Linked DNA regions of Mus musculus: region 1 is linked to region 2. Evidence: chromatin loops called from intact Hi-C (ENCODE). Cell type or tissue: gastrocnemius. All regions are shown on one strand. Each heading gives the region's core, and the rest is flanking DNA. Links, peaks and the distances in the headings are about the cores only. Region 1 has its middle 29 kb from the start of 2310015K22Rik. Region 2 holds the start of Gm39666 (a long non-coding RNA gene).

Region 1 (16,050 bases), core at 3,181-11,180, 390 kb before region 2:
GAAGCTGCTGGTCCCTTTAAGAGCGGTTTTTCCGAGAAGCTCCCGGCAGGGCTTCTCCAGCTGTGCTAGACTCCTAACTACAGGTGTAGGGCTTCAAAGGCCAATTGATACTGTTTATTTTTTTTAATTTATTTTTTCTCTTTCTCTTTTTTTGAAATGAATTAAAACTAAATCAAGGGCTGAACAACCAGCAGATAGAGTTTTAACCATTTCCTTGTCCTTGACCAATGTCAGACTCCGGCCAAGTGGCCCCAAAAGGCTCTCCACAGGCCTTGCTTATAGTTTCAGAAGCATGGTGGCACGCAGGCAGACACTGGAACAGTAGTTGAGAACTTCATCCTAACGTGCAGGTAGAGAAAGAGGGAGCCACTGAATGAGAGAGGGCCCTTGACACCTCAAAGCTTGCCTCCCACTGGCACACTTCCTCCCACGAGGCCATACTTGCCGCAGACCTTTTGGGTCCCTGTGTCTGCGTGGAACGGGGTCTCTCGACGCGGGTGGGCAAAGCGTGGATGAATGACAGACAGACACACACGCAGGAGAGTTTGTGTGGAATCTGAATGTAATTTTACAACTCAAGCATCAGACTTTTTATGCAGAGGACAATAAGGAAGTTGGGTGACATATTCGAAAGGTACAATTGAGGTAACTGGAATCTTACATAAAACAGAGGAATGCAAACACAAAAGGTCTAACAGGAACCACCCAGGATAGAATACATTGATAACAGCTGGGATCAACAAGGGCTCCACCTAAAATTCACTAATCTTAGAAGCCAGGGTCAAGGGCTTCGTGTCCTTGCCACAGTTCCTATTTTAGTCTCTTGTATAGTCCACCTTCCCCTTAGGCCATTGTAAATACATGTGTATGGGTGTAACTCTGCTATAGTATCTATTCTGGTTTCTCCTTTGGTCTGAAACTTCCTTCTTCCTAAGTGATGGTAAATTCCTGTGTAAGAAAGTGACTTAGCTTTTACAATCTTGCTGAATTCTAAACCCTTGATCTTGGTCAAGGATGCCCTTGGACTGTTGGAACACTGGCGGAAGGCTTTAGCCATGTCAGAGCATGTCAGGAAAATACTGAAAGAGAGCATGTGGATCCATACTCTAGACTAGCGTGGTACTGGAACTCGGGAATGAAAAATTAATGTATGGGTAGAGAACACTAGCCTCCAGGAGGAGAGCTTCCTTGAAACTCTTTTGCCTCATGAGTGACTTTTAAGCCTTTCGGCTTGTCCAGTTGACTCGACCAGAGAGCGTAGCACATACTGAGTGCAAGAAAGCCATGCTTGCCCAATCCTTAGCGGTATTGCTATTCCCTGGTGACCAAGCATTCAAATGTACGAGCCTGTGGGGAACACTCTCATTCGAACCACAGCGCCTGGAACCGTGTTATTTGAGGGTGGAGCTGTGTTTCTAGAGGAAGAACACGGATTAGCTAAGTAGTGAGCAGATTTGAAATGGACGGCATGCGTGCACAGCATCGTTCCCCCCCCCCCCCCCCCCGCTCCCGTGTGCCTGGAGCATTTTGATGATAGTGGAAGTAAAATGCAGATGCAAAGTACAAGAAATTATTCCTGGGGTGTTACTGCTGTGTGCAGACGCCATGACCAAGGCAACTCTTTTTTTTTTTAAATTTGTTACGTATTTTCCTCAATTACATTTCCAATGCTATCCCAAAAGTCCCCCATACCCCCCCCCCCCCACTTCCCTACCCACCCATTCCCATTTTTTTTTTTTGGCCCTGGCGTTCCCCTGCACTGGGGCATATAAAGTTTGTGTGTCCAATGGGCCTCTCTTTCCAGTGATGGCTGACTAGGCCATCTTTTGATACATATGTAGCTAGAGTCAAGAGCTCCGGGGTACTGGTTAGTTCATAATGTTGTTCCACCTATAGGGTTGCAGATCCCTTTAGCTCCTTGGGTACTTTCTCTAGCTCCTTCATTGGGAGCCCTGTGATCCATCCAATAGCTGACTGTGAGCATCTACTTCTGTGTTTGCTAGGCCCCGGCATAGTCTCACAAGAGACAGCTATATCTGGGTGACCAAGGCAACTCTTAGAAGGACAACACTTAATTGGGGCTGGCTTACAGGTTCAGAGGTTCAGTCCAGTATCATCAAGGCAGGAGCTTGGCAGTGTCCAGGCAGGCACGGTGCAGGAGGAACGGAGAGTTCTACATCCCCATTTGAAGGTCACTAGGTGAAGACTGGCTAAAGGGGAGCTAGAAGGAGGGTCCGAAAGCCTACACCTATAGTGACACACTCCCACAACAAGGCCACACCTACTCCAACAAGGCCACACCCACTCCAACGAGGCCACACCTTTTCCAACAAGGCCACACCTCCTAATAGTGCTGCTCCCAGGACCAAGCATATTCAAACCACTACACCTGCCAAAGTTCAATTAGGACTACCTCTGACTCTACACATACCACTACACGCTTGCCTTCTAAATGTCCTTCACCAGAGAACAGACAGGATTCAACAAGCTCGGTCTTTGGGAATCGATGTCTTCTGTTGCTGGCCCTGTCATGCTCTACCATTCCTGATTAGGTGATGGACTGCTGAAGGAGATTCCCCGGCACCCCTGCAGGTTCATGAGCATCAGCTCTTTCAGAACTCTGCCCACTGCTGTTTACAGGGCCCCATTAGGTCTAGAGATTCGAGAGTTTACCATGTCTTGATGACTTAAATCAAAGCGGCTTGAGACTTGGAGGTGGTGGTGGGATCGCTCGGTATCTGAAGTGTTTGACACAAGGATGAAGTTCCGAACCAAAGGTCGGCATGATGGTGTGCACCTGTAATTTCAGTACTGGGGAGGTTGAATCAGGATTCCTGAAGCTTGTTGGCTAGCCAATCTAGCTGAAATGGTGAGGTCTGGGTTCTGTGTGAGACTTTGCCTCAAAAAGTAAGGTGGAGAATGGTAGAGGAAGATGCCCAACCTTAAACTCTAGCATGCAAGCACACACATGCACTGGAGTCACACATCCATACAGCACACAGAAATGGAGGTAAAGCGGTTTGCAAATGCTTACTTAACTTGATCTTTGCAGAGAAAATAAATTTCATTCGAATCTCTAAACCACAAAGACCCATTTGGAACTGGATATATATATATATGGCTCCCGGTAATAAAATTTGAGGTATATGCAAGCCAGTTTTGTGGTTTATTTATTTATTTTTCCCATTCACACCAGTATGTCTGGCAGAAACTTTAGGTGAGTGGAGACACACCTGAGACACACCTGAAACACAGCAGGGATGAAAACCTGTTTAAAAGGGTCACTTATTTCCAATGACAGCCCTTCATCAGACACAATCCGAAGGCCTCAGAGAGATAGCAAACTTATCTACTGCCTTGTCTAAATATAATTACAGGCATGGCGGGATGCAAGCATCCTTTCTGCTGTGTTCTACTCAAAACCAGCATCGTTTCTGCCACATGGATGAACACCTACCTGCCTGAAAACTAAGAAAGACAGCACAGAAGATGGGAAATCGAACAGGATCACGCCTGTCAGTGCACAACAAACCATTAGAGAATTCAGTGCACAGCAAACTATTAGAGAATTCAGTGCACAGCAAACTATTAGAGAATTCCGGCAAGATTGGTATCTGGTGGAAAATTAACGTTAATATATTCTTCCTATTCATCACAAATTCACTCTTAAGTGGGAGAAATGGCAGCTCATGGTGGCAATCAAATTACATAACAAAAGGATAAGAAAACTCCCTGAGTACTTTTCCTAATTTCCGCTATGAGCTGAGTTGCGTGTCCTGGAAACATTCCACTATCCCAAGGCCAGGTTAGTTGGCAACAAGACACAAGGGGCCTAAGATGTGATTGTGTGTTACAAACATAAACTTCATCATTTCTCTCTCAGGAGGAGAGGCTGTTGGCAGGCAACCCTCATAGATTCAGTCGCAGCAGGGCTATCTTCTCAAGCGGCAAACGGCATTACCTAAGTTAATGATGAAAGGGTTAATTACTTCAGAAAGAACAATATTCAAGTCTTTGCAGACAATGAAATTAATATTGAAAGACTTACTTGTCAATGGTAAAGAAACAGGAAAAAACGAGGGAAAAATAACTGTGTTAGATGTCTACCAGCAGTAGAGAGAATTCTTCCTTAAAGTGACTCTTCTCAGACCTTCTGCACCAACCACAGCCTCTTCTGTAATATACTGTATTACTGTGGAACATGTAGTTGATTCTTAAAAGTGGTGACAAGACCACCAAGGCCAAAGATTATTGTTTTAATACTAGTATATTTCTCTGCGGTGGTTTCAGTATGGTAAGTACCCCCACAGTCTCATGTGTTGGCTGTGTAGACCCCAACATGGACAAGAGGGGAACAAGGCCACTGTATCAGGTCTTTACAACCCCAATTATATGAAGTCCTTTGTTACAAAGAAGCCAATGCCAGACTCGTCACTTCTGGCATAATACCAAGATTATGACTTATTACTGGGGTTGTCAAAGTCAACATAGCCTGATATCAGGACAATGACCAACCTAGGGGTTAATCCAGTGATAGTTGCCTAAAGTAACAAGATTATTCTGATATATATATATATACACATATATATATATACATATACATGTATATATGTATATATATATGAACAAGAATCTTGTAAAATGGTAGAAGTAGGTCCTATTCTAAGACGCAAGGGCTTGCTTACACTGAGGAGTTGGTTAGATTTCTAGTATCAGTCATGATTTCCTTCCTATTGGCTTTAAGTCCAATTAGACAGCTTTTGACTGTTTCCAAGATATGTGCCACTTGGGGTATGTCTTGCCGTACTGGCTATTGTTGTGGTTCATGGGCATCAGAGCTGGACAGACCTATTGACAGCTTACATAGCACCTGCTGGCATTATGAGAGTTATGCTGCAGGAAGCGAGCTTTCAAGTTAGATCTGGATGGAATATTCAGAGTCCTATATCTGAAGTGTTGGTGTCTTCGGCAACAGGGAAGTACCTTCAACCTCTGAGAGGCAACCGAGGGCAAGAGCAACTGCCTATATTTCTTTGGGAGTCACTTGGACTGTCCTAACCAACAACTCAAACAGAAGTTCCTCACATCCAGTCCAGGGGGGGTTGTTCGTCTATATTGGGTCTCAGAGAAATGACAGGAAAGTTACACTCTTGGTACCTCAACGATATACCAGGCTGCTGAAAGAAGACCTGGACAATGAAAAACGGCAGATAGACATGATTTCATGGAAGGAGGGGACCTGGTGGGGGGGGGGGCGTCAAATGACTATAGGCAGCTACAAAGAGGGATGACTGGTTCTTAACAGGGTGAGTTCCCTGGTTATCCAATACAAAATGATTACTGAAATCATATAAACACAAGCTATACTAAGTGGACTCAGCAGGTGTCATTCATATATCCAAGCATATATGTAACAACAACAACAACAACAACAACAACAGAAAAGAAGGCCATCAATGTGAGGTATTGGAGGAGTGAGGAGAGAGGGAATTGATGTAATTTTTATATTTAGATTAAAGCATTAAAAAAAAAATCAAGAATCCATGGACTTCCTGTAGAGCAGAGTTCAGAAAATACTAATTCAGCGGATTCTATTTCGTTGAAAAATGTCTTGACCTTTCCAGGGAAAAGGTGTTAAAGTCAGCAGGACACATTCTCTCTTTTTCATTCTGTAGTCACAGGTGCCTGGAGAGCTGTGCGCAGCATTTGTAGTAAATGAGCGGGATCCTATCGCCACCTTGTGGGAAGAAATGGAAGTGTTTTCATTCTGAGATTGGATGTAATTATGGATTCCTTTTTGTTTGCTTTTGACTCGTTCTTTTTTTGGGGGGTGCTTTGCTTTTTACGCATATTTATAAAAACTTTTGAAAATTACAAAACACAAATTTAATTTTCCAAAGGGCAAAGAAAGGATCTATCCAGAGCCGTTAAAAGCTGAGGTTTCTCCAGCCCACGTCTATTCCCAGGTGGGCTAAATTCAGTAGCTTCCGTCTCTCTACCAAAATTAGCTAGGGTAGATGGACTAGGAAGGACTCAGGCTGTTAAGGCCTCTGTGATAAGATATCATTTCCCAGATAAATATTTTAAATTCCTTTGTGTTAACTGTCAAGAGGACAGCATAGGTACCTCTAATTTTGCCGCAGCGAATTTGGGACAGGGCCGAAGAGATCATTATGAAATCGGGCTGCCTACTTTGAAAACTTTGTCTAGAGAGAACACTCCCAACCATTGGAAATACAAACAAAGGCTGATTTTAAAAACACCCACAAATTTTCATTGATCTAAACTAATGTAAACATTTTAAAGCTCTTCATTTTAAAGATTAATTTTATTCTACGTGGCTACATAAAGCTGCTTTCATGCAAATGTGTAATATTCTTTGAGTACATTCTCACTTTTTCTTTTCGTCATAAAGTATCTTTGATTCCCAAAACAGGAAAATCCAAGATTATAAGGTTTACTAACCTCTATGCAACTCTCACGGAAGGTTTTAACTTTTAAATTTCGTTTTATATTTTCAGTTCTTTGTGTGTGTCTCTGTTGGTACATGCACATAGATGCAATATCTATAGAGGCCAGAAGAGGGCGACAGATCCTCTGGAGCGGAGTCCCAGGCAGTTATGAGCAGCTGATTTTGGATCCTGTGAGCATCAGGGGCTCTCAATCACCGGCCCTTCTCTCCAGTTCCTGATTGGTTTCTGTCACTAGTTGTGGCATCGCCTCCGTAATGACAACATACTTTAAAGGCTTCCATGACAATATTTTGCTAATAGGTTGTCCTTATAATATTCTTGATCTTTTGCAGTTCCTATTTTGACCTTTTTGTCACCGTCATCTTCAGCACCCATGACATCTCCCCGTTTAGAATTAGCGTACCGAATAGTGAGTTCCATTGTAAGATTTCATACATATAAGGCGCTTTGATACTTGATAGCCCACACCCTCTCCTGTCATCTCCCTCCCTTCTACAGCTCTTCATCCATTTTCATGTACTTTATGAAAAGTTCATATTCAACATAGGAGTAAATAAATTTTGTCTTGTTTGAATCTGGTTTAATCCAGGTTCATTCATTATCTAGCAAAGGACCTGGTTTCAGCCTTCTTAATGGGTAGACACTCTCTCTCTCTCTCTCTCTCTCTCTCTCTCTCTCTCTCTCTCTGTGTGTGTGTGTGTGTGTGTGTGTGTGTGTGTGTGTGTGTGTTACATTTGATGTTTGAAATGCCCCATGGTAGTACAATGGGGTGAAGAAAACCCACAGATCAGGCAATGGCTTGCTTATATTTTTAAAATGTTCAGGTTGTAGTTTTTCGAGAAGAAACTCTTGTGTGCTGTGGGTTCTGTCCTTTTCCAGCATCACCTTTGTTTTCCACGCTTTCCCTGGCTTCTTCCCGGGGGTGGCATGCTCTGCCTGTCCCTCTGTTATTCACTCAGCCACACGTGGTGTTAGGCGGGATCCTCTGCACCCTGTACTCCTGCACTCCTGCGTGTGCTCCGGCCGAAAGCTTCCCGTGCACACAGGGTCCTAGCCTGGCCCGTGGACGCTTCATCAATTCATGCTGTGCCTTGCCAGCTCCCCCGGAGGTGCCATTTCCCGTCATTTTCTTCATTTACTCAGCCCATTTCAAGGCTTAAAAAGAGCTAAGGCTCTATAATCATTCAGTTAGTAAAAATTCCCAAACAGGCTAATTGTTGGGTTAGGTCACATCCGCTCCAGCTATGTTGTTAGTTGTCCATCTGTCTGTGTGTACAATTTGTTATAGGGACCTTCAGTGCCACCTGCTAAAGTGCAGTCTTTCTTAACGGTAGCCACATCTTTATTTTTTGACCAACTCAAGTATGCACCCCTCATTGTGAGAAAAAAAACTAATAAGTACCAGTAATATGCCTTGCTTATAATAACAACACATTTCTTTCCATTGGGATATCTCATAAACAACGAGGAATCCTGGGAGCACGGTGGTCCTGCCTTTCCAGAGATTGAAGATGACATTGTTGCCCAGAGAGCATGGCGGTCCAGGAGCATGTCCCGAGGGAAATACCCTGAGCACTTGGGGCGGGCTGCTTGATCACAGGACACAGATTCCTGAGGACACAGATGGGCATGTGGGGTACTTTTTCTCACCATTGTGGCTAAATGCCTCATATTAATCAATTTAAGGAACAAAGAATCTCTTCTGGCTTAGAGTTTGAGAGGGATGCTGTTCATTGTGGCAGGGGAGTTGTGATAGGGTGAGGGTGCGAGGGTGGAGCCAGAGGTAGCTGGTTATATCACATGTACAGTGAGGAACCAGAAGAGAGATTAGTGCTGGTGTTTAGCTGGATGCTCTTTCCCCTTTTATTCAGTCTGGAATGGCAGCCCAGGAAATGACCTGCAGAGAGAGAGAGAGAGAGAGAGAGAGAGAGAGAGAGAGAGAGAGAGAGAGAGAGAGAGAGAGAGTTTTACAGTCTGTTAAATCTTTTCTGGAAGCATCCTTACACACATTTTCCAAGATGATCCTAATGCCCTAGTTATTTCTTAATCCAATCAAAACCAGCCATCACTCTGGCCACCTGTGACATTGATGGGGTTTTAAAATTTCTCCAAATAAAACATATTCTTCCTGCTCTTAAGCTATATATAGTCTTAGGGTCAAAACAGAGACGTAAAGTGACGTGCACCCTGTGTTAGAATTCTTTTCTGTTAAGCTGGAATTTAACTCTTGAAATGAAAGAAATTTAAACTCTGAAAATAACCCGCCACTCGGCGGCAGTAGTGACCGTTCTATTAAATGCGGTCTGTCACTGTGATGTGTCCTGTGGGCTTTTGACTGATGACGTGAGAATAGAAGAAAGATTTGTTCCTTCTGGAAGGTTTTCCTCCTTTCCCTCACCATTATTACATATTCAATAAAGGGAAATCATGGTAAAAAAAAAAAACCTCACTTACAATTAAGTATGATTATATGAAATTGAACAAATAAAGTAGATCATAAAGTGCTCATGGAAGGTGGACAATTATTAAAATTGTATTCAAAGGCTTCTAATCTCACTTTCACAAGGGAACAAATTGCCAGTGTAAGGCTGAAAATGTGATTCGTGTCAGTGACATGTGTCTTCATTATGAGTCATAACTCCTGCTACTGTTTAGCAGTGAGAAACTATTACTAACTTAAGCTAATAGAAAAGGCCTCTCTCCCTTCAGAAAGGATGTGACTTTGGAACAAGAAGTCACTAACTCTTCCATGATGTGGTGACAACCCGGGGATTTGACCAGCTCAGTATCTCCTCCTTGGAAATGTTGATCGGCACATGGGTGTCACTGAGACCTTGATATTCAACACAAGTGTCAAGAGTCAGGTTTCTATTGTATCGTTCTTGAATAAGCTCGTGTCGATGAAATGGACATGGTGAGTTCTTGGAGCGGGGACTGTGATGGTTGGATGTAAAATGTCTCATGCAGGCTCCTCTGTTTAAACACTTGGTGGCTTCACTGTTAGGAGAGGTTGTGGAGATGTTGGAAGGTGGGGTCTTGCTGTAGGAATTGGATCTCCGGGGAGTGGGAGGGCCTAGAGGGCCAACCTTCAGTCTTACCTTCTGTCCTGCATCACTGATAACCGTCTTCTTTAAAATACTCACAGGGGAAAGGAATCTCAGCCTGTTCTAGCGGCTGCCTCTTGGCTTCTGAGTCAAGCTTGTGTGTAGTAGCAGGTCAGCTGCTCATCTGTGGTCATCAGAAATGTGCGTATTATCTCCCTGTCCAGATCCTCCTACTGGGGTGCTTCACCTAACCTTCGTAAGAGACGGGGTCCCTGCTCTTACTGCAACTTGATATGCCGTGGCGGTTGATATCCACGGGAGACCTACTCTTTTTTGTGAAGAGAAACAGAGGAAAAGCAGATGGGGTGGGGGTTGTGGAAAAGGGAAGTTGGTGGTAGGGACCAGGAGGAGAGGAGGGAGGGGAAAATTCAGTTAGGAAGTAAACTAACTAACTAAAAAATGAACTAACTAACTAGCTATCTAATTAGCTAAAATACTTTTCCTGACTCTCAGGAGTAAAGATATTTTTGGAAGGTCTGGTCTATCCTGGGGTACTACATCTAAAACTGAATCAGGGTAGAGAGATGACTCAGCTGTTAAGAGTACTGGCTACTCTTCCAGAGGACTTGGGTTTGATTCTCAGTACCCATATGATGGCTGTCTTAGTCAGCGTTTTTTTTTTTTTAATATTTTTATTACATATTTTCCTCAATTACATTTCCAATGCTATTCCAAAAGTCCCCCATACCCTCCCTCCCCCACTTCCCTACCCACCCATTCCCATTTTTTTGGCCCTGGCGTTCCCCTGTACTGGGGCATATAAAGTTTGAGTGTCCAATGGGCCTCTCTTTCCAGTGATGGCCCACTAGGCCATCTTTTGATACATATGCAGCTAGAGTCAAGAGCTCCGGGGTACTGGTTAGTTCATAATGTTGTTCCACCTATAGGGTTGCAGATCCCTTTAGCTCCTTGGGTACTTTCTCTAGCTCCTCCATTGGGGGCCCTGTGATCCATCCAATAGCTGACTGTGAGCATCCACTTCTGTGTTTGCTAGGCCCCGGCATAGTCTCACAAGAGACAGCTATATCTGGGTCCTTTCAGCAAAATCTTGCTAGTGTATGCAATGGTGTCAGTGTTTGGAAGCTGATTATGGGGTGGATCCCTGGATATGGCAGTCTCTAGATGGTCCATTCTTTCGTCACAGCTCCAAACTTTGTCTCTGTAACTCCTTCCATGGGTGTTTTGTTCCCAATTCTAAGGAGGGGCATAGTGTCCACACTACAGTCTTCATTCTTCTTGAGTTTCATGTGTTTAGCAAATTGTATCTTATATCTTGGGTATCCTAAGTTTTGGGCTAATATCCACTTTTAAGTGAGTACATATTGTGTGAGTTCCTTTGTGAATGTGTTACCTCACTCAGGATGATGCCCTCCAGGTCCATCCATTTGGCTAGGAATTTCATAAATTCATTCTTTTTAATAGCTGAGTAGTACTCCATTGTGTAGATGTACCACATTTTCTGTATCCATTCTTCTGTTGAGGGGCATCTGGGTTCTTTCCAGCTTCTGGCTATTATAAATAAGGCTGCTATGAACATAGTAGAGCATGTGTCCTTCTTACCGATTGGGACATCTTCTGGATATATGCCCAGGAGAGGTATTAGTCAGCGTTTCTATTCCTGCACAAACATCATGACCAAGAAGCAAGTTGGGGAGGAAAGGGTTTATTCGGCTTACACTTCCATACTGCTGTTCAACACCAAAGGAAGTCAGGACTGGAACTCAAACAGGTCAGAAAGCAGGAGCTGATGCAGAGGCCATAGAGGGATGTTCTTTACTGGCTTGCTCAGCCTGTTCTCTTATAGAACCAAGACTACCAGCCCAGAGATGGTCCCACCCACAAGGGGCCTTTCCCTCTTGATCACTAATTGAGAAAATGCCTTACAGCTGGGTCTCATGGAGGCATTTCCTCAACTGAAGCTCCTTTCTCTGTGATAACTCCAGCTGTGTCAAGTTGATACACAAAACCAGCCAGTACAATGGCTCTTAATTATGACTTCAGTTTTATGGAATTGGATGCCCTCTTCTGGCCTCGGCAGGCACGAGGCTTGCACACCATGCACAAACCTATAATAAGCAATTCTATAAAATTCTTTAAAACTTAAAAGCAAGCCGTCAACAACAACAACAACAACATCAACAACAAAAACTAAACACCTCACTGGATCAGATTCCAGCTGTGATGGATGAGGGAGCATCTTCCAGTGGCTCACACTTTATTTTTAAATAACATGTATTTGCTGGCTTATATGTGTGGGCTTATGTACCACAGTGTGTGTGCGGAGGCCAGAAGACAGCCTGTGAAAGTCGCGGTCCCAGTGACAGAGCCCAGCTCATCAGGCTTCCATCAAGCAAGCACCTTCGCTGGGTGAGCATCCTTGCCAGCTGGCCCAGTTCATGCTTTCAAGTTAGCTCAGGCTGTGGTGGTCCAGAAAAACTTTGATCTCTCTCATTCTGCCACTGATTACTGAGGCCACCATCTGGCCTCCTGTGGTGTGTCAGGGCTGATGGACCTACGGAGCCAGGCTAAGAGCAAACAGAGGTGTGGCAGCAGTGTCTTTAGTGAGAGCCAGGTAGTTCGAGGTTTAGGATTACAGCAGGTGACATAGTCCCTGCCTGTCTCCATCCTTAAGGAGATGGATGGTTGCCTAGGCAAGCTGGAGGCCAGTGGAGTCCCTCGGGAGATCCCCAAGTCGACCAATAGAATCTCAGGAAACACCAGTAGGAATGTGGAATTAGTTTCGTGCCTGAGACCTAGCGTGTCATAGGCGCACGAGCAACGGCTTTTTAAATTTTACTTATAGCATTATTAATTTCTCTTGGCTAGGATTTTAAAAGCTACAGCTATGAGTTGTTAATTGCTTTTGAGACAATTTAAAATGGCTTTCATTCCCCTCTACTCTCCTAAAGGAAAGGAACACGCCAGGGAAGCAGCATGCCGAGAGCTTGTGAAGAGCTGTGTGTACCGGGGTAGGCATAAACAGTTCCTATGTGGTCCACAGGCTGTGAGGTGACCGCATCCTCCCTTAGACTGCGAGTCTGTGAAGGCCTGATAATCTCATCTGTCTGAGACTCAAAATGTGTTTTGGGAAAATATCAGACTCCTTCTTCATGGACTTTTTCTTTCTTTTTTTACTGAGTGCTGGTTCCATAGCTAGTTTCTCCAGCATCCGTGGGGATTTGTTTTTAAACAGTTTTAATGACCTTGTAGTGAGTGTAAGAGCTTTTGTGCATAGGTGAGGTCCCCTTCCCCGCCCACTTTGAACTCTGACTGCATCTGAACTCGAATCTCCCACACTGCAACTTATAGGCTCCAAATAAAAATCTTATGAGAGTTTCCAACCCGGAATTCATTGGCACTGCTTTAAGATTCTGTATTGTCAGTTCCTTGTTTCCGCGTGTGGATGTGGGAGGACTGGGGTGTACTGGCGGGTTTTGTGTGTCAACTTGACACAGGTTGGTGTTATCACAGAGAAAGGAGCTTCAGTTGGGGAAGTGCCTCCATGAGATCCAGCTGTGGAGCATTGTCTCAATTAGTGATCAAGTGAGGAGGCCCCTTGTAGGTGGTGCCATCCCCGACCTGGTAGTCCTGGGTTCTATAAGAGAGCAAGCTGAGCAAGGCAGGGGAAGCAAGCCAGTAAGTAACATCCCTCCATGGCCTCTGCATCAGCTCCTGCTTCCTGACCTGCTTGAGTTCCTGTCCTTACTTCCTTTGGTGATGAACAGCAACATGGAAGTGTATGCTGAATAAACCGTTTCCTCCCCCAACTTGCTTCTTGGTTATGACGTTTTGTGCAGGAATAGAAACCCTGACTAAGACTTGGGATCTCCTAGGCTCTGACTTTCTTTAAAGGTGTTTGATTTCTACTGTAAAGGCCCTTACATCATAGCATAGACAGCTAAAGCTCTCTGAAGGCTCAGAAACAGTGTGCAAAGTTGAGTGCTTATCAGCTCATTAGAGAGATGGGTCGGAGGTATTGTCAAACTCTGGGCTTGTGGTCTAGCAGAAGCATAGAAGAAGTGTGGGTGTCCAATGCCTCTTCATTATGAGCGCTAGCCAATTACTCTCAAAGTGACACTCGGATGCTCTCAAAGGGCTGGAGGAAATGATTTTTGTAGGTGCTTGTGTGTCACCTTCCCAGGACACTGAATCTACTGGAGGCAGGATTCACAAATGAACCTGGGTTGTTTACAAACGTTCCTTCTGTATATGTCATGGCCCTTCAGGTGGACTTCCTATACATAGTACAGTAGATTTGAATATTTTGAAGACCCCCGGCCCCCAATAAGAGAATCTTCCTTGTGACCTTTTCCCTTAATCTGGAACAGTAAATACCACTCCTGCTTTTGAGGTTTGAAAAACCAGAAAAGGATAAAGACAGAGACAGAGGAAGGGCAGAAAACAGCAAGTGGTGTTTTCTCACAAAGAAGGGGAAAATTAGGAATGGCTGAGAAATAAGGTTGAAGAATCGGCTTTTCCGAGAGGGCTGATCCTTAGAAACTGGCTACCTAGGTATGTGTCACCATTCCGGAGAACTGCTGATACAACTGAGTACTGCTGCAAGTTCACTGACAACCACACCCTTTACTGCAATCTACCGAAACCCCACAGTTCACTCATCTGTTTAGACAGAGTACTTAAAGGCCACTTAAACAGGTGATGTGCACTACTATAATATGCCAGAATGCAAGCACTTCCTATAATCTTTGACTTAAAGCACATTCTAGAAAATGAAAACACCATGGACTGAATCTGTTCTTTCTTTCTTTACTTTAAAGCCATAAGATTCTTTTTTATTCTGCGCCTTGAATAACCACCCAGGTTGGGGTTTATCTCAGAGCCAAGGGCACAGTGATAATCAGACATAGCTAACAGAAAAAAACAAAAAACAGAAAAACCTAACAACAACAACAACAACAAAAAAACCCAACCAAACAAAAGAACCTGCCACTGATTCTGGGCAGGCTACACTCCCAACAACCTCACACAAAACAACAAACCAACCAAGCAATCAACCAACTAACCAACCCCCACATTCATGTTTCCAAGTGCAGGGATGGCATGAAGCTGCCCTCATCTGTTTTCACTACCAACAAAATACACCTGGGTAATTGTGATAAAGGTTACAGCCCCCTTCCCTTCTTGTTGGATGTAGCTTGGTATCCCCCCATCCCCCAACACACACACACACACACACACACACACACACACACACCAGTGTCATTCAAAGATAGGTCTGGCAAGTACTGTGCAATTTGCATGTTCTTCCCTTGGTTTGTATGCCTGGCACAAGCTTTTCTATCGTTTTAAGTGACAGAATTAACTAAATATGTATTTTATGGATAGGAGAGATCCCTATCTTGCCAGCTGTGACTTCTGTGTAATTCATGCAGGAAGGGGCTTCTTGGCTTCTTTCAGCCCTGAGTCACTCTTCAACCTTCTGATAAGGGAAGGTGACTGCTTGCTTTGTCCCTGGGACACTGGGTCTCTAAAAGGATTGGGGAATTTTTTTCTGAGGTAATTTTCCCAAGTTGGCACAATTGTTCTTACAGTTTGATGACCAACACAGGAGTCATCTGATCAGAGTCAGGATTTCACATCCATGTGGTAACTTCATCCCTACATTTTCTTAGTAAATTAAATGTTTGCACTATCATGAGGGTAGCTCTGATTTCATAAGTTTGGACTGCACGCCAGACATACTGATAGACAGTTGTATGTTAGTTACCTGATATAATAGCCCTGGGCCAGTTGTTCACAACTCTTCCTTGCTGAGACCCTTTAAGAAAGTTCCTCATGTTATAGTGACCCCCAACCATAAAATTATTTTTGTTGCTACTTCATAACTACAATTTTGATATTTGTGAATTGTTATATAAATACTGCTCTCTGAGGGTCTTAGGTGACCCCTGTGAAAGGGTTATCCAACCCTCAAAGGAGTCTCAACTCAGAGGTTGGGAACCATTGCTCTGGAGAGACCATTTTTATCCCTGTGGCTTTAGGTAAGAACACTGACATGCAGGAACCAATCCATCCATAGCCACACAGTTAACCTCGGCAGGCCAGCAGGGCTAGTGCCAAACCAGGCCTTCCTGGAGCTAATAGAGCCACTAATAGTAGCAGTCTCTCTTGCTAACACTCACTTTTTGAGTTTGACCAGTCAACCTATGTCTGTCCTTGAGCACACATTGGGTAGCTACTATTATTAATAGTTTTATGTAGCCATTCTGGTTGAAGTTCTAGAAAAAGTGACCAAAAAAGACATAAAACCATTTCTTTTTGATGCCTGATTTTGGAAAATTGATCCCTATACTTTTGATGATTATAATTTTTCCTTTTCCAAAGGCTACACATTATCCTTAGGCCAGAAAAATCTCAGTCTTAGGTGTGTGGATCAGAACTGTACATTTCATCTCTCCTACATGCCACTTAAAAAAAAAAGTCAGGCTGGCAAGATGGCTCAGAGGATAGAG
Region 2 (16,050 bases), core at 3,226-11,225:
ATAAATAAATAAATAAATAAATAAATAAAACTATTTAAAGCTCTTCTTGTCAAAAACTGAAGAAATTTGTTTTTCTTAAGCCCAGGAGCTCCGCGCCTTATTCTACATTAAAATGTCAGTCATACTCAACACTGCTTGAACTTGTTGTTTACAAGTAAACATAGTAAACTATGTTGTTTGCAACTACTTAATTGTGTGTATTTACAGCCACAGAAGAAAGAAGTCAATGCCAAAACCCTATTTTGAATAGTTCATACATTCTACCAAATGTGCTCCTTGTTAGTAATGCCTACTAAAGCCAGTCCTTATGGGATTTATTCCACCCTAAGTCACTAATACTTTGTGAATTACTTAAAAGTGTAGCTGCAGTGGCAGTGGAATGAAGGTATGTACTGTCTTCCTCTGTGTGGTATTGGCTCATGTGCGTATTGTCTGGAGCCTTCTGGGTAAAGAACTAGTATGCTACAGGGAGAGACACAGGAGAGGGGGTTTGTTTTCAGAAACTGTCTCCCATGATTATGGAGGCCAAGACTCCAGCAGTACGCCATCTGTAAGCTGGAGAACCAAAGAAGATGGCAACACATCTCAGTCCAAATCCTAAGGCCCAAGGTGGAGAAACTATGATATAACTCTTATCAGAGGCCAAGGGCTTGTGAACCTGGGACTCAGATGTCCAGTCAGGAGATGAGTGTCCTGTGGAGAGCCGTGCCGCGATTGCTCGTGCATGCCGTGAGCAATCACCATTATAAGATGGCGCTGGCTTCCACTGCGCCTAACTAGTAAACAAGCCTTATGCACAAGTGCAAGAGTGAACTCACGCCTAGTCACTGCCCATCTTGCTGTGTAGTAATGGGGTGATGGGCGAGCAACGAATCAGGAGCTGTCACACCACATCAGGTGCTGAAACGTCACGCTGCGGGCTATATAAGCAGCGCCATTTTCCCGGTTCGGGGTCTTCCCTCCTGATAAGTAAGGAATAAAAGCTTTGCCACAGAAGATTCCGGTTGTCCTGAATGTGTTCTTGCCGGCGGGGACAAAAGCTTGGGCAATAGTGTCCCACCTCCAAAAGAGAGGAAATGTTGCCTTCCCTGTACTGTCCTAGCTTAGCTTTCTCTTGATGGATGGGATGATGCCATCCCCAGGTGAAGGTGGATCTTCCTTTGTCCACTGATCCAAATGCTAGTCTTCTGGAAGCACCTTCGCAGACAAACCCAGGAGCAATGCTTTACCATGTACATGGGCATAATTTTTTTCTTCCAGGCAGGTTGACCCCTAAAACTTAAACTTCACAAGTGTCTACCAGGTGTCAAATGCTGAGGAGGGGTCCTTTTCCCAAATAAACTTGGGATGGGCAGACACAGTCTTGGCATAGCAATTGCTTGCATTTCAAATGCACTTATGAGATACAGAAGCAGGACAAAATCGAAATGAGGCCAAGAGAGAAGATGTTCAAATGTCTACAGAGCCAAACAGTACCTGGACTCCAAACTCTACCAGTGCTCCTTCCAAAAGAAAAAAGAAGGGAAAAAAAAAAAAAAAACAGAATTGGCTGGATGCTGGAATGGGCCTAGTATATTGTATAGAGATGCTGGAATGGTCTTAGTGTGTTGTATAGAGATGGGCTGCTCTCCAAGAGTACATTGGCCATACTTCATTGGTTATATTAAATTCTGAAGTGTCTGGTAATGTTTCAAAATGCAGTGATGCTCAGGACTTGGAAAGCCATGCTGTCAGGCTACCAGGCTGTCCTCTTCTTTAGTCTCCCAACTCCTCCAGCTCTACTGTCCCTCTATACAACACACACACACAGAGCTCCTAGCTGACTTCTAGAATCAAATCTATTAACAATCCCTGGACCCAGAGGAGAAATGTTACTCTCATCTTTTTAAATGTGTAGCCTTTTCCCTTGTGACATATTTAAGCCAATGAGTCTGCAGGCCTAGTCTTCAAAAATATCAATTTTCTGAAAGCTCTTTTCCTTGGAGGGAAACTGGGATCCATTTAAGATACGGAGACTGCTAGGAAAATTACAGGCCTGCGAGAGACTACTTTTACTCTGTAGACATGGTTGAGCGAATGATTTACCATAGATTAGATGCCACACTGAGTCTGAGCAAGAAGCCAGCTGCAATTTTCTTAAAGTAACAAAATGGTAGACCTAGGGGAAAATGGAGCCAACTACCAGTGAAATAACTCTCTGTCACTTAATGAGATGGGTACTTTCAATTTTGCCTGGGACACCGGAAAATGAGAACAGACACTGACCCAGATATGCTAGATGCTCTGATGTCTTACTGGCCTATCAAGTGTTTGTCCCATGAAGTAAATAATGACAGGTGACCTGGAAAAAAATTCCAATCATCCAGAACTTTACAATAGAATTCAAGGAGTATCCCTTATGCCTGTCACTTTGGGCTTTTTGATATTGTAGCTGTTTTTGTTTTGTTTTTTTCTGAAAATGAAGAACTGAGTGACTTCTGAGCTTCATATGGAAGGAGTCTGAAGAACTACAGTGGCTCCATGCGTCAACAGGGCACCAAACATTCCCTTCCAGGACCCATCAGTGGTGACCTGTGGGAGAGAGGAGATCTGGTGATAGTCGTGTTCTTAAGTTTCCTGTGAATGTTGAAATGTGTTCTCTGCCTACTGAGAATCTACTTGAAGGTGCCACAGAGTGGGTAGCCATTGCTGTTCTTTTTCACACAGGATCTCAAGCTCTGTGTAGCTAAGGATAACCTTGACCGTCTGAGCCTATTGCCTCTCCCTCACAAGTGCTGGGATTACAACCATGGGTCACCATGATTAGTTCGTGTGCTCCTGGGGCTTTGTGTGTACTAGGCAGGCACTCAACAATTACATCTCCAGCGAACAAAGCCCTCCCTGAAGACTCCCAAACTACTGCACTCTTAAAAGGATTTTTAATTTTTTTGATGTTATAATTATGTCATTTGCTCCTTCCCTTTCCTCCCTTTAAGTCCACCCATGTGCCACTCTCCCTCCTTGCTCTCTTTCAGATTTGTGGTCTCTTCTTCTTTAAGTTTTCTTTAAGTGCTAGTGTGTGTGTGTGTGTGTGTGTGTGTGTGTGTGTGTGTGTGTGTGTGTGTGTGTTCCTACATATGTAAGCACAACATGTTTGGTGTATATAATGTTTCTTTTATGTATTTTTTGAGACTCACTGTTTGCTATTGGATAACGTGCTCTTCCTTGGGGAAGACTTTCTCCCTCTCTCAGGCTTCCTCAGTTGCCTGTAGTTCTTTGTCTGGGGTTGAGAGCTTATTAGCTTTCCTCCTTCTACATTAGCATGTCTGTTGGTGCTTTCCTTGTTCAGGTCATGTTTAGGCAGCTATGGTGTTTAATCCTCATCTCCAGGAGACACACTATCTTAGCAAACTTCTTGTACCTCTGGCTCTTAATTGGCCCTGTCTTCCACAGTCTTCATGGAGTCTTAGATGCAGGATTTGTGTTGTAGATGTATCAGTTGGGACTGGGTTTCACAGCTCTGCAATTTATTTATTTATTTATTTATTTATTTATTTATTTATTTATTTACTTATTTATTTTTAGTTGTAGTTTTCTGTAGTGGGCTCCTGCTGCAAAAAGATGTTTCCTTGATGAGGTGTGAGGTCTCCACTTATCTGTGGGTATTGGGGTAATATTTAGAGTATAGTTGGGGATCATGATGGTTTACTAAAGTAGCAGTAGTAGGTTTTTCAAGATCTACAACTTCACTACCCCTAGGTAGTTGGCTAGGTTCCCAGTACCAGGCACGGCTTCCCTCTTGTTAAGTGAGTCTTAATTTCAATTAGAGAGCTGTTGGTTACTGCCAAGGTATGCCTGCGTGAGAACATTGTATTTATATAGGTGGCTGGGTAAAGTGGCACAGACCATTAATCCCAGTACTTGCCAGGCAGATGCAAGTGAATCTCTGAGTTTGAGGCCAGCAGAGAGAATTCCAGGACAGCTAGAACTACATAGAGAAACTCTGACTCAAAAATAAATAAAAGTGCACATTTACGTATATATGTATGTATGTATGTATGTATATGCAGCTCACATGTATTATAGGTATTAGGTTGCTAGATAACACTTTGATTCCTCATAACTCTCAGACATCCTTATGGTTATTTTACTCTTCCCCTTCTGTATTTATCTCCCTCCCCTCTTCCTAACTATCCCCACCCCAATTTTTCCTGTTCTCAGTCCCCCCTTCCCCCATTTTACTTTCCTGGTTTGTACAGTTACTCCAGGTTCTATATTCACACCTCAATAGTTGAGCTGGGAGGCTCCGATGACAGGGAACATGCAGTATGTGTCTCCCTGGGTCTGGGCTTCCTCGTTCAATATGATTTTCTAGTTCCACCCATTTATATGCAGTTACCTGTCCATGAGCTCATCTTCTTCCAGCTGAGAGGTATCCATAAAGGGCATAGTGTGTATGTAGCACATCTTTACTGTCCATTCATTGCATGAAGGCCATGGACTTCACTTCATAGCTGCTGTGAGCAGAGCAGTGGTGAACATGGCTGAGCAAGTATCTGTGGAGTAAGATGTTGAGCCTTTGGACAGATGCCCAGGAATGGTATAACTAGGTCGGATGGCAGATTTATTTTTAACATTTTGAGAATTCTCCACACTGATTTCCAGAGTGACTGGGTCAATCTGCAGTCCCAACAACCCACATCCCCTCCAGCATTTGCCAAACCAACCACTTTCCCCTTCTCTCTTGAGTCTTGAGGAAAGATACAGATGTGATCTAAATGAAAAGCTTGCTAAATTGAAATCGCATTTCTCCATTATACCCACAAAACTGTTGATTAACACTTAATTAACCGAATATCATGTGGCAAAATAGAAGTGAACTTTTAGCAGTCCAGCCTCCAGCTGGAGTCAGTGAGCCCAGCTCTAAGCTAAGAATGTGACAGGCTGAGGAACAGCCCTTCCAGGATGCGACAACTGTCTTAGAGCCAAGAACTGAGTCCCCACGGCCACCCATCAGGCTCCCCATAAGCATCTCTATGTACTCAGTCCATCAGTGTTGGTGTGGTCAGCTGAGCATTCCCCACCTTTGTCTCATCAGCTGTAGGTCACTGTGAATGTCTCCAGGCCTTTGTGATGTATCTTCAGCAAGCTACTCTCAGGTTTTAAAGTAACCTTTTCTCCCTCTGCAGATGACCTCCTCTTGTCTGCAGAGAAAGAATGAGAATGAATCAAACTTATTAGAACATTTTGCAACTTTAATATACCATGACTCTGGCAAAAAGTTACTCTATGAATAATCAAGTCATGCAGGTCTTTCCTCAATGCCAGGGACAGTTAGGTCTATAGTTTTTCGTTTTCTCCATTACTTTTTTCTCCAAGGACATTTTTCTCTTCTTTTCTTTTCTTTTAGAGATTTATTTCTTTATTATATATAAGTACACTGTAGATGTCTTCAGACACACCAGAAGAGGGCATCATATCTCACTACAGATGATTGTGAGCTACCATGTGGTTGCTGGGATTTGAACTCAGGACCTCTGGAAGAGCAGTCAGTGCTCTTAACCGCTGAGCCATCTCTCCAGCCCAACATTCTTCTTAACTCATTAGTTTTGTATTGTTAGTGAATGGCAGGCAGCTGAATACACAAGAGTTAGTGGTAAATGCAATCTCCACCAATTGAGCATTCCCTTTTCAGAAGTTTGTGCCTGTGCTGTGAGTTGTTTAACTTACTTTTTGTTGTTCTTTTGAAATAGGGTCTTACTGTATAGCCCAGGCTGGCTTTGAACTTGTGAACTTCTGGCCTCAGCATTTCTCATCTGAGTGCTGGGACTTGATTCACCAAAATCAGTTTGTGATCTGTGATAACGACTTTGGGGGAGAGGGGTAAGAAATAGAGAGTGAGTACATCGGCGTCTTCCAGAGTTGGCAGGCCTCCAACTTGTATTGCCGAAGCTAGCCTTGAACTCAGATCCGACACCTCCTGGGTGCTGTCTGTGATGACAGACTTACAGGACCACTCCTGGCCTAAAGCTTTTGATGGCATGAATCTTCTTCTGGTGTGGACAGGGGAAGGAGGGTGTTCTTAGTTTGCAAGATGAGAATAAATCAAGCCATCCTCACTGTTCTGCTGAGAGCAATGGACTTTGTGTGTCCCATACCCAATGTCAAGAGCCATGGATCTCAGGTCTTCAACTACAAGAGTTGTAAGTCTTTACAGGATAGCTGGAAGGGACTGGAAACAGCAGACATCAGAATGCAGGTCTAGAGAGCTCAATGTGTCTGAGTGGACTTTCCAGTAGAAGAGTAAATTAAAAAAAAAATCTTTAATGTTTTTTTATTTTCAGCATCCGTGCAGTTTCCCCTTTCCCTAGTGAAAGGGGGAATGAAGAGCCCAACACTCACATCGCGGCATCAGCAATGAAGTTGAAGTATGCACACATCAGATTCCTAATGAGAGCATCCTGAGGGGAAGCCCGAAGTGGGCTAGCTCAGGCAGACACTTCCCTAGAGTAGTAAAGCTGTGTGGGGCCTGGAAAAGCCATGTGACATAATCATAGGCTGTGTACTCACACATCCTCTCTTTCCAAAGAGGAAGACAGTGGTCCCCGCTAGGTTTGTGACATCCTAAGTTGTGCTGTAGGCCTGGAGCACCATCTTGTGGTCAGGATCAGGCCAGAACTAAAAAAGAAAAAATAACCCCCCCCCCTTTTCTTCTTTTTTCGATATTTTGATTTTTTTATATTTATTTACATTTCAAATGTTATCCCGTTTCCCCCCACCTCCAGAAAACCCTCTATCCCATCCCTCCTCCCCCTGCTTCTATGAGGGTGTTCCTCCACCTACCCACTCCTGCCTCCCCGCTCTCCATTCCCCTACACTAGGACATTGAGCCTTCACAGGACCAAGGGCCTCTCCTCCCAGTGATGACCAACAAGGCCATCCTCTGCTACATGTGCAGCTGGAGCCTTGTGTACTCCTTTGTTGATGGCTTAGTTCCTGGGAGCTCTATGGGGTCTGGTTGGTTGATATTGTTGTTCTTCCTATGGGGTTGCTAACCCCTTCAGCTCCTTCAGTCCTTTCTCTTAACTCCTCCTTTGGGGACCCTGTGCTCAGTCCAATGGTTGGATGCAAGCATCCACCTCTGTATTTATAAGGCCTCTCAGGAGACAGCCATATCAGGCTCCTTTCAGCGAGCATTTCTTGGCATCCACAATAGTGTCTGGGTTTGGTGACTGTATATGGGATGAATCCCCAGGTGGGACAGTCTCTGGGTGGCCTTTCCTACAGTCTCTACTCTACACTTTGTCTCCATATTTGCTCCCGTGAGTATTTTGTTCCCCTTTCTAAGAAGGACTGAAGTACCCACACTTTGGTCTTCCTTCTTCTTGAGCTTCATGTGGTCTGTGAATTGTATCTTGGGTATTCGAAGCTATAAAAATAGCTCTTGTTTGTACCTTTCTTAACCAGAACTATAAAATACATTCTCTTGTGACTACCTAAGACGTTGAGAATAATGTTTTCCGTTTTTTATATGCATATAGTAAAATATGCATCCATAATATGCAAAGTAACAGAACTTATGTACGCTTAGAGGTTTGAGCTTCTACTTTTGGTGTAGAACCTTTCGGGCTCAAAAAAAGAAAAATAGAGTGAGAAAAGGCAGGGGATATATAATAATACATAATAAAGTGTAATAAATGACTATCTTTCTCCAGTGCCAAATAATCACTGTCTTTATAACTCAATAATTCCCTTAATTCCCTTACACTTGTGGGGTTTTGGGGGGGAGAGGGAGTTAAGAAAGGGTTTCTCTGTGTAGCCCTCACTGCCCTGAAACTTGCTCCATAGACCAAGGTGGCCTCAAACTCAGTGAGGTCTGCCTGCCTCTGCCTCAAAGGCACATACCACCACCACCCTGTTCCCTGCGATTCTTATGATTGCCTAGACAATGTGGATAAGGCATTGGTCAAAGAGCCAGCACTCTGGGTAAGCACTGGATGAACTTAGTCCAGTGCTCTCCTCAACAGCCTGTAGTCCGCACGTTCCTCTTACCCATGTATAAAGTTTATTCTAGGATCATGAAAAGTTGTGTAGAGATGGATCCAACATTTTAAGCAATTTCATATGGAACTATGGAAAATGCTGATTTTTCCGCATGTTCCAACCCATTGCTGCATTTCAGTGGTTTAAAAAAAAAAAGACTTAAAATAAATATAGCCTAACAACTTGAGTTCAAAGACTGTTTACTTAGAAGTGTGTTGAAAGTATATTCCTTATGAAAAATGTGGCTGTTTTTGCTTGCAGGCTATTTTATATATACTGTAGTTACATTTGTTCCCTGTGTGGCTCTATCCATCTATGTACAGGGTTTAGCAGCTTGAAAGCTGAAGGGAAGTGTCACAGGCCGGTTTTTACACCCAAACTGCTTCCTTTTGCCTCTCTCTGAGTTCAGCCAATATCAAGCAAGTGGAAGTAGACTAGGAATTCAACTTTTCATCCCTAGCAGACTGGGAGGTTCGAGGGCAGTGTGGTTTTAAACCTTCCTAATGCTGTGACCCTTTACTATAGATCCTCATGTTGTGGCGATTCCCCCAACCATACAATTATTCTCATTGCTACTTTGTAACTGTACTTTGGATGCTGTTACAAATCATAATGTAAATATTTTTGGAGATAGCACTTTGTCTACAGGGTCTCCAACCACAGATTAAGAACCACTGTTATACAGCGAAGAGCAGGGAGGGAGGCAAAGAGAAGGAAGACCTGCCCACCGTTTGTTATACTTTCTAGTCATCTCTGTAGTCATCATCACTTGTCATGTCACCAGAAGGCATGGCACCGGGAGCATACAGATGGGATCATAATGAAATTAGAGACAGGTAATCATTCCACCTAAGTGAACGGAGGTCCTGTACCCAAAGATAGGCAAGATAGGTGTGGGTAGGAATTCAGCGAGGTCACCAGACGCTACCGGGGATTGAATTCTCCGTCAGCCACGTAGGTTAAAGTTTTGCAAACTGTCCTAGACCAGAACTCAGGTTTCACTGAGTTTGCCAGCGAAATCGCCAAAGACTAAGAAGAACGCTTACTTAAAGAAACCTGCAACAGATTCTAGGTGGGCTGTGGCATTTTGCACATGCTGGGGCGGGGAGGGGGGGGGGGTTGTTCACCATGCTTGTTGTCTTGTGTTACATGGATGTAACTGACTCCATGGTGTTTCCGAGATACTTTTGTGAAGCTTACTCATGGAGATGTCAAGCTAACGACACTGGCACTGCTGGGTATGGTCTGTTATTCTTGCGATTAACTGAAACTGAAGTTAAAGCAAAACAAAACGAAACAAAAAAAATAAAATTAAAGAAAAACAGAAACAGTGAACCAGGAAGATGAGTTCCAGGCCAGCCTTAACTACTAACGGGATTCAACAAATTAAAAATCAACATTTTACTAAACCTACTGCTTTAGACAACTAGATTCTTCTCACATGCCCTCTGGAAACAGTCTCTGTTAGCTTTGATAATGTGTCTGTTACACAAGACACAGGTTCTACCTCTCTGGCCAGACTCAGCAAGAGGGTTTTGTTTCTCAGGTGGGTTGAGATGTGACTGAGCAGAGGCTGGGGTTGCTGGGGCAGCTAGCTGCCTTCTCCACCCCACTGTTGGAGGCCTTCCCTGCTCAGACCGCAGCATTAAACCATACTGTCTCTCATCTCAAAGGCGTTTCTTTCTAGCTTCAGAATGAATGCTGGGAAGACTTTTGTCACAGGCCTGGGGACTCCGGCTCTTGTTTTCAAAGTGGGGCAGACCTATAGAGACCAGAAACAATACAAAACAAACTCAATGTTATAGCAATCTCGCTCTGGCCTGCAATCATCCCCTACCCTTGTGATCTCTGTCAAATGAACTTAGAAGAAATACAGGGCTTCATGTAGAAGACAGACAGGGATTATTACAGAATAATGAGAGTGGCTACTGAGGAAAACTCTCACAGGTGACTGGCTAATGAGACCATTACAATGACACTATGTGACACTATATAGCTTAAGAGGCTATATACTGTATCTTCTAGTGTCTGGAAGAGTTTTCCTGAGGCATGTTTTCCGGTTTATATGATCAACTGACCCTTTTGAATTAACTCTTGCTGTGTGTTGGGGGTGGGAGGGAATGTTGTCTCTGTCCTTTGAGAGTTCTCTACTAGAAAGTAACTTTCGGACACTTAGGGCAGTGCAGAGAGTCATGTCTCCACCCAGTGCCAGAGATGACTCGGATTCTATTTTTTTATCCAGAAATCAAATAACAGGACAGAGGGAAAAAAGCAAGAAAAGGTTTTAAAGCTATTAAAACAGCTGGGCTTTTATCAGGTGGAAATGGGTTTCCCTCTGTGGGCCCTATGCATGCACCAGAACTTCCTCCCTTTCATAAAGCACTTGAAAGCTTACTAGTATTTCCTTCCCTCCTTTTTACCTATCAGTCTTTCCCACACGAATGTGCATTGTTAGATACAGGTGGGCCTGGAAGCTGGTGAAGAAGCAGGGGTCCTGATGAGAGCAGGCTGTGTCCTTCTGTAATAAGCCTATTTTGGGTAAAAGTTTCAAAGACTGTATCCAGTCCTGAGAGACTCCATTATTTTAAAAGATGCCTTCCATGGGCACATGCATGTAGTACTCAAGGAGGCCAGAAGAGGGTGTCAGACACCCTGGAATTGGAATTACAGAGGGTCGTGAGTCACTTCATGAATGCTGGGAACCAAAATGGGTCCTGTACAATAGTAATCACACATAAATGCAGAGCCCCCTCTCCGTGTCCTGCAGGGGAAATCTGTACTGTACAGATTTCGACTGCATTTTGAGGATGGAGTATAACTGTACACCTGTGTGAACATAAATGGCACCATCTATCTGTCTGGCACTACCATGCACACAGAGTAAGACAGCTTATTCCTGCAAACAGAGAAGTCACCAGTATGTAATCTATTGGGAGTGAATTAAGACACTAGGGACATATTGGGATACCAGACCTGAGGACCTCCTGAACACTCTAGAGGCAGGAGAGCCAATCTGGGACGCTACGTGGGTGGGTTATGAGCAGCTCCTCTCCTCATAATACACTTGGTAGTCTAGTCTAGCTCCGTTACCTAGATGTACTAACCCCTACACCCCTCTTTGTACAATGCACCCACGCACACTTTTTAGGAACTCAGCTACTCCTTTTCTTGACCCCTTAGTGGAAAACCACAATAATCGTGACGACTGAGTGTCTTCCTTCGTGTGGTCTGCTGCTCCCTGCGGGCTCGTTTGATCTTTTCTACCGTTTTACGTAAAATTCCCTTGCAACTTTGCAATCAGGGCTGGCTTTTACTTCAGTACTGAACAAAACACTGAGAACCTGGGGACAGCCAGTGCAGACATCACCCTGGACTACTGGTCCACACACCAGAGAAAAATGGCCAGCCAGCAGGATTTACAGCCTTTTATAGAGGCAGCCAGCCCACGGTGCCTAGGCGAGAATTGGAGTGGGTGAACAAAAACCCTGATCTCGGCCTATTACTCTTCTGGGGCTCAAAGTGGCCCAAATCAACTTCAAGCCCAAAAGACCTCACCTGGACAGTAGGAAGAGGCAGACACTTTTTGCTACAGTGGTCCCCATACCTAGCATCTAATTACCAAATATAGGCAGAGGACTCCCAACTGTCGCTGGGGCTCAGCTGAATATCTGATAATGATGTAGCCTGAACTGCCACCTGCACTTGCTTAGCTGTCCTGTCCCTTCAGGTAGACCTGGCCTACCCTTGCCCTGTACCTTTGCCCTCAGACCTGTAGCACTCCCAGCCACAGCCACCTCTCCAGCCTCTCTTGCACCAATAAAGAAAGGAAAGACATCTCAAAGAATAGCTTTTTATTCATATTACAACGAACTTCACATATGGCATGTATTTGACTACACTTCAAAGCTGGAGGGAATAAAATACATCTAGCTGTACAAATTATACACAGTAATAAACCAGTGTGTAAGAGAAACAGAAAAAAAAAGTGAAACAAATCCCTGTCACCTGATGTCACCTGAAAAGCACTTGTCTAGTTCTAGGGCCCAGGAAGAGCACTGAGACACTGCTCCCATATTCTGCGCTCTTCCCCTCTGGCCCTGTCTCACTGCTTTGCTCAGTAGTGATGATGTCACCCCTTGCTGCCTAGCTGGCAACGCTGGTTTGCTCTGCTCTCTTTGGGCTCTCTTTGGGCTTGGAGTAGTCCCAGGGCCGCCTGTTCTCTGTGAATCCGTACAGCTTCCTGAGGGCCACGCGCGCAGCTTCTTCCTCTGCAACGAGTACAGTTTCCCCAGGTCCCTCTGCAATCAGCTTTCTGTCACTAGGAAGAAAACAGACAGGGATCTGAACGCCGGGAAGACAGCACATGAGACAGTTATGCCTTCCATCCCATCCCATCCAAATACAACAACCTACGAGGCCCAGTTTCTCCAAGGCAAAGCATAAGGTGGCACAAGGATCAGAAGTTCACAAGGATTAGAGCTGGGTAGTGTGGCACACTCCTTTGATGCCAGCATTTGGGAGGCAGATACAGGCAGATCTCTGAGTTTGAAACAGTTAGGTCTACATGGCAAGTCCCTCAGATTAGAAAATCTTCACACAAAGATTGGAAAAATATTTGCACAAAATTTAATCTACTTATCCAAGATACTCAATGTCCACATCTACTGCTTTAATTGATTTCTTTCTCTCTCTCTCTCTCTTTCTCTCTCTCTCTCCCTGTCTCTCTGTCTCTCCCTCCCTCTCTGTCTCTCTGTCTCTCCCTCCCTCTCTGTCTCTCTGTCTCAGGAAAGCATTCCACCACTGAGCTACACCTCTACCCCACTTTAATCTTAAAACCTGAAATCCATTTCAGACAGGTTTATCTCTAACAAAACTACAAGGCTCTAAATGTGCTGACACTTTGGTAGACAGCAAAGCTCCTGTCTTCCACTCTGAGGCTCGGTTGAAGCTGCTGCCAAGAACAGATGTATTTTTTTTATATATATAGAAAATATAAGGTGAGCTTATATCCCATAAAACTCTATAGCAAACAGCTGTCCAAAAGTGACTTAGCAGGAGCTGGAGAGAAGGCTCACTGCTCAGAGCACTGGCTGTGCTTGTAAGGAACCCAGGTCGGATTTCCCGGATGAACCTAACAGCTAATAAACATCTGTAACTCTAGTTCCAGAACCGACACCTTCTTCTGGCCTCCACATGTATGTGATGCAGACATACATGCAGGCCAACACTCACACACATAAAATTTTCAAAAGTTACTACTAGCAAAACACAGATAACTTGTCTTCTATTAACAGCAGAAAGAGAAAACCAAAAAACCCACCACCATCACCAATAACAAAAACCAGATAATGACCCTATCCACCCTGCCCCACTAGGGTCTCACGGTGTAGTTCTGGGAGGCCTCTCTATAGACAGTCTGGCCTCAAACTCACAGAGATCTGCTTGCCTCCACCTCCTGAACACTAGCCTAAGATTAAAGACATGTACCTCCCCCCGCCCCCCACCCAGCTCAGAGATACAATTTTAATACTGTTAGAAGTAACACTTAAAAACTGGAAGTCTATCTTCTAGGCTTCCAATCAAAGTTAAAAAGTGAACAATGAATTTTTACTAACCAGTATAAGCCAACAAAATATAAAGGCAGAGCAGTTGTGCTTCCAGACTGCCTGGTGAGTCGAGACTCAGGAGCTGAGATGTTTCTCTTCTTCAGCTCCTCTACGAGTAGTCCCATGGGATTTACGACGGTCCACATCTCAAAGAGCTCTTTCCCCGTCATTTGTGTAATTAAAAAGTCCTGTGCATAAAATAACATTTAAATTAGAACAAAGAATATTATGGCCAGAATTCAAAATCCATTTTTACCATAAGAACTGATAGGCAATGAATGGCAAATGTACATATTAAGCACATACAGCCTGAAAATCCAAAATGCTCGGAATCTGAAACTTTTCGCACTAAAGTGTTGCTTGCAAACGTTGAGATTATAGAGTATGTTCGGTTTCTGGCTTTGGAATTCCAGCTTGAGCTTCTCCCTCATGGGCTCACACGTGCAAGGACAGCACACTCTACCAGAGTTATACCTGGATGTCCTCATAGGCTGTTGTTGTTTGTACTTTTAATAAAAATCATAGAACTTTAAATGTTTCAATTTCAAACCTAAAGAAAATGATGTCAAGCAACATAACCTATGAAAATTATTCAGAAGACTGACTCCTGCCTCAGAATTCAATACTCAAATCATTGATATTCAAAGTAGAAGCATGTGTCTGTCTACTTACTAAGGACATACCCACAAGGACACACCTTCCCTCCATGGCAGACTGCATCTTTTTAAAGCCTGAGCTAGGGCTGGAGAGATGGCTCGGCAGTTTAAGAGCACTGACTGCTCTTCTGAAGGTCCTGAGTTCAAATCCCAGCAACTACATGGTGGCTCACGCCCTCTACTGCTGTGTCTGAAGACAGCTACAGTATACTTAGAAATAATAAATAAATCTTTAGCCCGGCCTGAGCAAGGCCGACTGGAGCGAGCAGAGGTTCTGAATTCAAATTCCCAGCAACCAACGTGATGGCCCACAACCATCAGTACAGCTACAGGGTACTCATGTACGTTAAATAAATAAGTAAATAAATAAATCTTTAAGCTCTGAGCTAAAATAAACATTTTTTTCCTTAAAAATTAATCAAACCAAAACAAAAAATTTTAAAAAGCTAAGAATAACGTAAACCTCCAGCACTCACAACCCAGCATTTATTATTTGCTTTCCAGGGTATTGGCAAAAGAAAACTGAAATAACCACCACAAAGTTAACATAAAAATAGTTTGGGTTTTTCTAAGTTTTGGGGGTAGGAACAGTCAGTTGTACCAAGATCTAGCAAAGGAATGCATGAGAAAAAGAAACGTCCCCCTCTGCCCACATGAAGACTGTCTGAACAAGTGCATCTAACCATTACCCACCCTGATGAACAGTGCAGCCCTTTCAGGGCCACTGCTCTGCAGCAGGGCTCCAATGACCGCGAAGAAAGTCTGACGTAAGACAGGCAGGGGGACAGGAAATTCTGCACTGAGGGTCAACTGCTCCACAGCCAAGTTCCTGGCCACGTGACAGACAACTGCCTCACCAGTGAGAAAGCTAACTAGACTCTCAGTGCCTTCGGCGGGCAAGTCTGGGAATTCGTCTTCGAGAAACTGTGTGAGGCACCGATGTGAAAAAGACAGCCCTTGTTCGAACAGTTCCTGATTGTCCTTAAGATTCAGAAGAGCAGCTTCTTTCTCTATGCCAAGGCTCTGACGTTTCGCCTCTTCGCTTTTGATGTAGCAGCTATTGATAAATGCAGTTTTGAGAAGGTCCAACGAAAAGGTTTCTTGTAAGCGAGATCCAAAGGCTTGTACCTCCGCATGGTAATCCCAGTTTGGCTTCTCTGAGCTGAGGAGGCAGACAGTAAGAGAGTAAGGAGGAGGGCATGGTACCACGTAAGGTGTGCTCTAACTTTACTACATAACGGAATGAAATGAAGTTTGTTTCTTTTATTGTCGGATTCTAACAGTCTAAATACAAAAGGTAATACAGATAACCACTGGCAGTCCGTCATTACTGTCTATATATAAGATGTGGGGGTTTCCCTTTGGCTTAACTGCCATATTAAACAGATTGTTCACATCACATTAGGCTGCTCTGCTAGTATTTAAGTTCTCTCTTTCTGCTCTAACAGTGACATTATGCTTTCTACCTGAGTATGAACAAATTATAACTATATAGATTCAGGCCACAAACTGAAAGTAATTATGTTTAGTTTATATATATTTATTTAAAGCTCAGAAATGTCCACTTGAATTTCCAGTTACATAAGTTAATATCAGTCTTATGAGTGTGTCAAAATTTCATAACCACAGGCGAGGGTTGAGGCTGTTCTAATTCAGTGGTAGTGGTAATTGACACAATGGCCTGGTGTGTGCAGGTACACTGTACAGACACACAATTCCAAGAATTAAATGCCTTTTCCTAGAGAAAATTAAATGTCTTTTCCTAG

Evidence for each region. Hi-C counts contacts between places; a loop is a spot of excess contacts. Peaks named below come from ENCODE experiments on the same cell type or tissue, not always from the same donor. Only the 100,000 strongest peaks of a DNase experiment are listed, where the experiment ranks them.
Region 1: a loop joins it to region 2, with 5 times the contacts of the local background. A loop is called at or near these places in 22 of 42 quality-filtered maps.

The regions. Positions count from the first base shown.
Region 1 is chr1:80,170,893-80,186,942 of GRCm38, reverse strand. No RefSeq gene overlaps it. Among named protein-coding and RNA genes, the nearest start is that of 2310015K22Rik, 29 kb to the left of the region's middle. In gastrocnemius, for the core only: CTCF peaks have their summits at 5,746 (motif pointing left), 6,579 (motif pointing right) and 8,743; DNase peaks (open chromatin) are centred at 5,734, 6,604 and 8,753.
Region 2 is chr1:79,777,254-79,793,303 of GRCm38, reverse strand. It overlaps Gm39666 (a long non-coding RNA gene), which reads right to left and starts at 5,053. Exons shown (of 3, transcript XR_865569.3): 1 at 5,022-5,053; 2 at 4,379-4,535; 3 at 1,555-2,571. Mrpl44 (mitochondrial ribosomal protein L44) reads right to left here. Exons shown (of 4, transcript NM_001081210.1): 2 at 14,978-15,446; 3 at 13,638-13,816; 4 at 11,859-12,340. The coding sequence ends at 12,166. In gastrocnemius, for the core only: CTCF peaks have their summits at 6,615 (motif pointing left) and 10,647 (motif pointing right); DNase peaks (open chromatin) are centred at 5,918 and 6,610.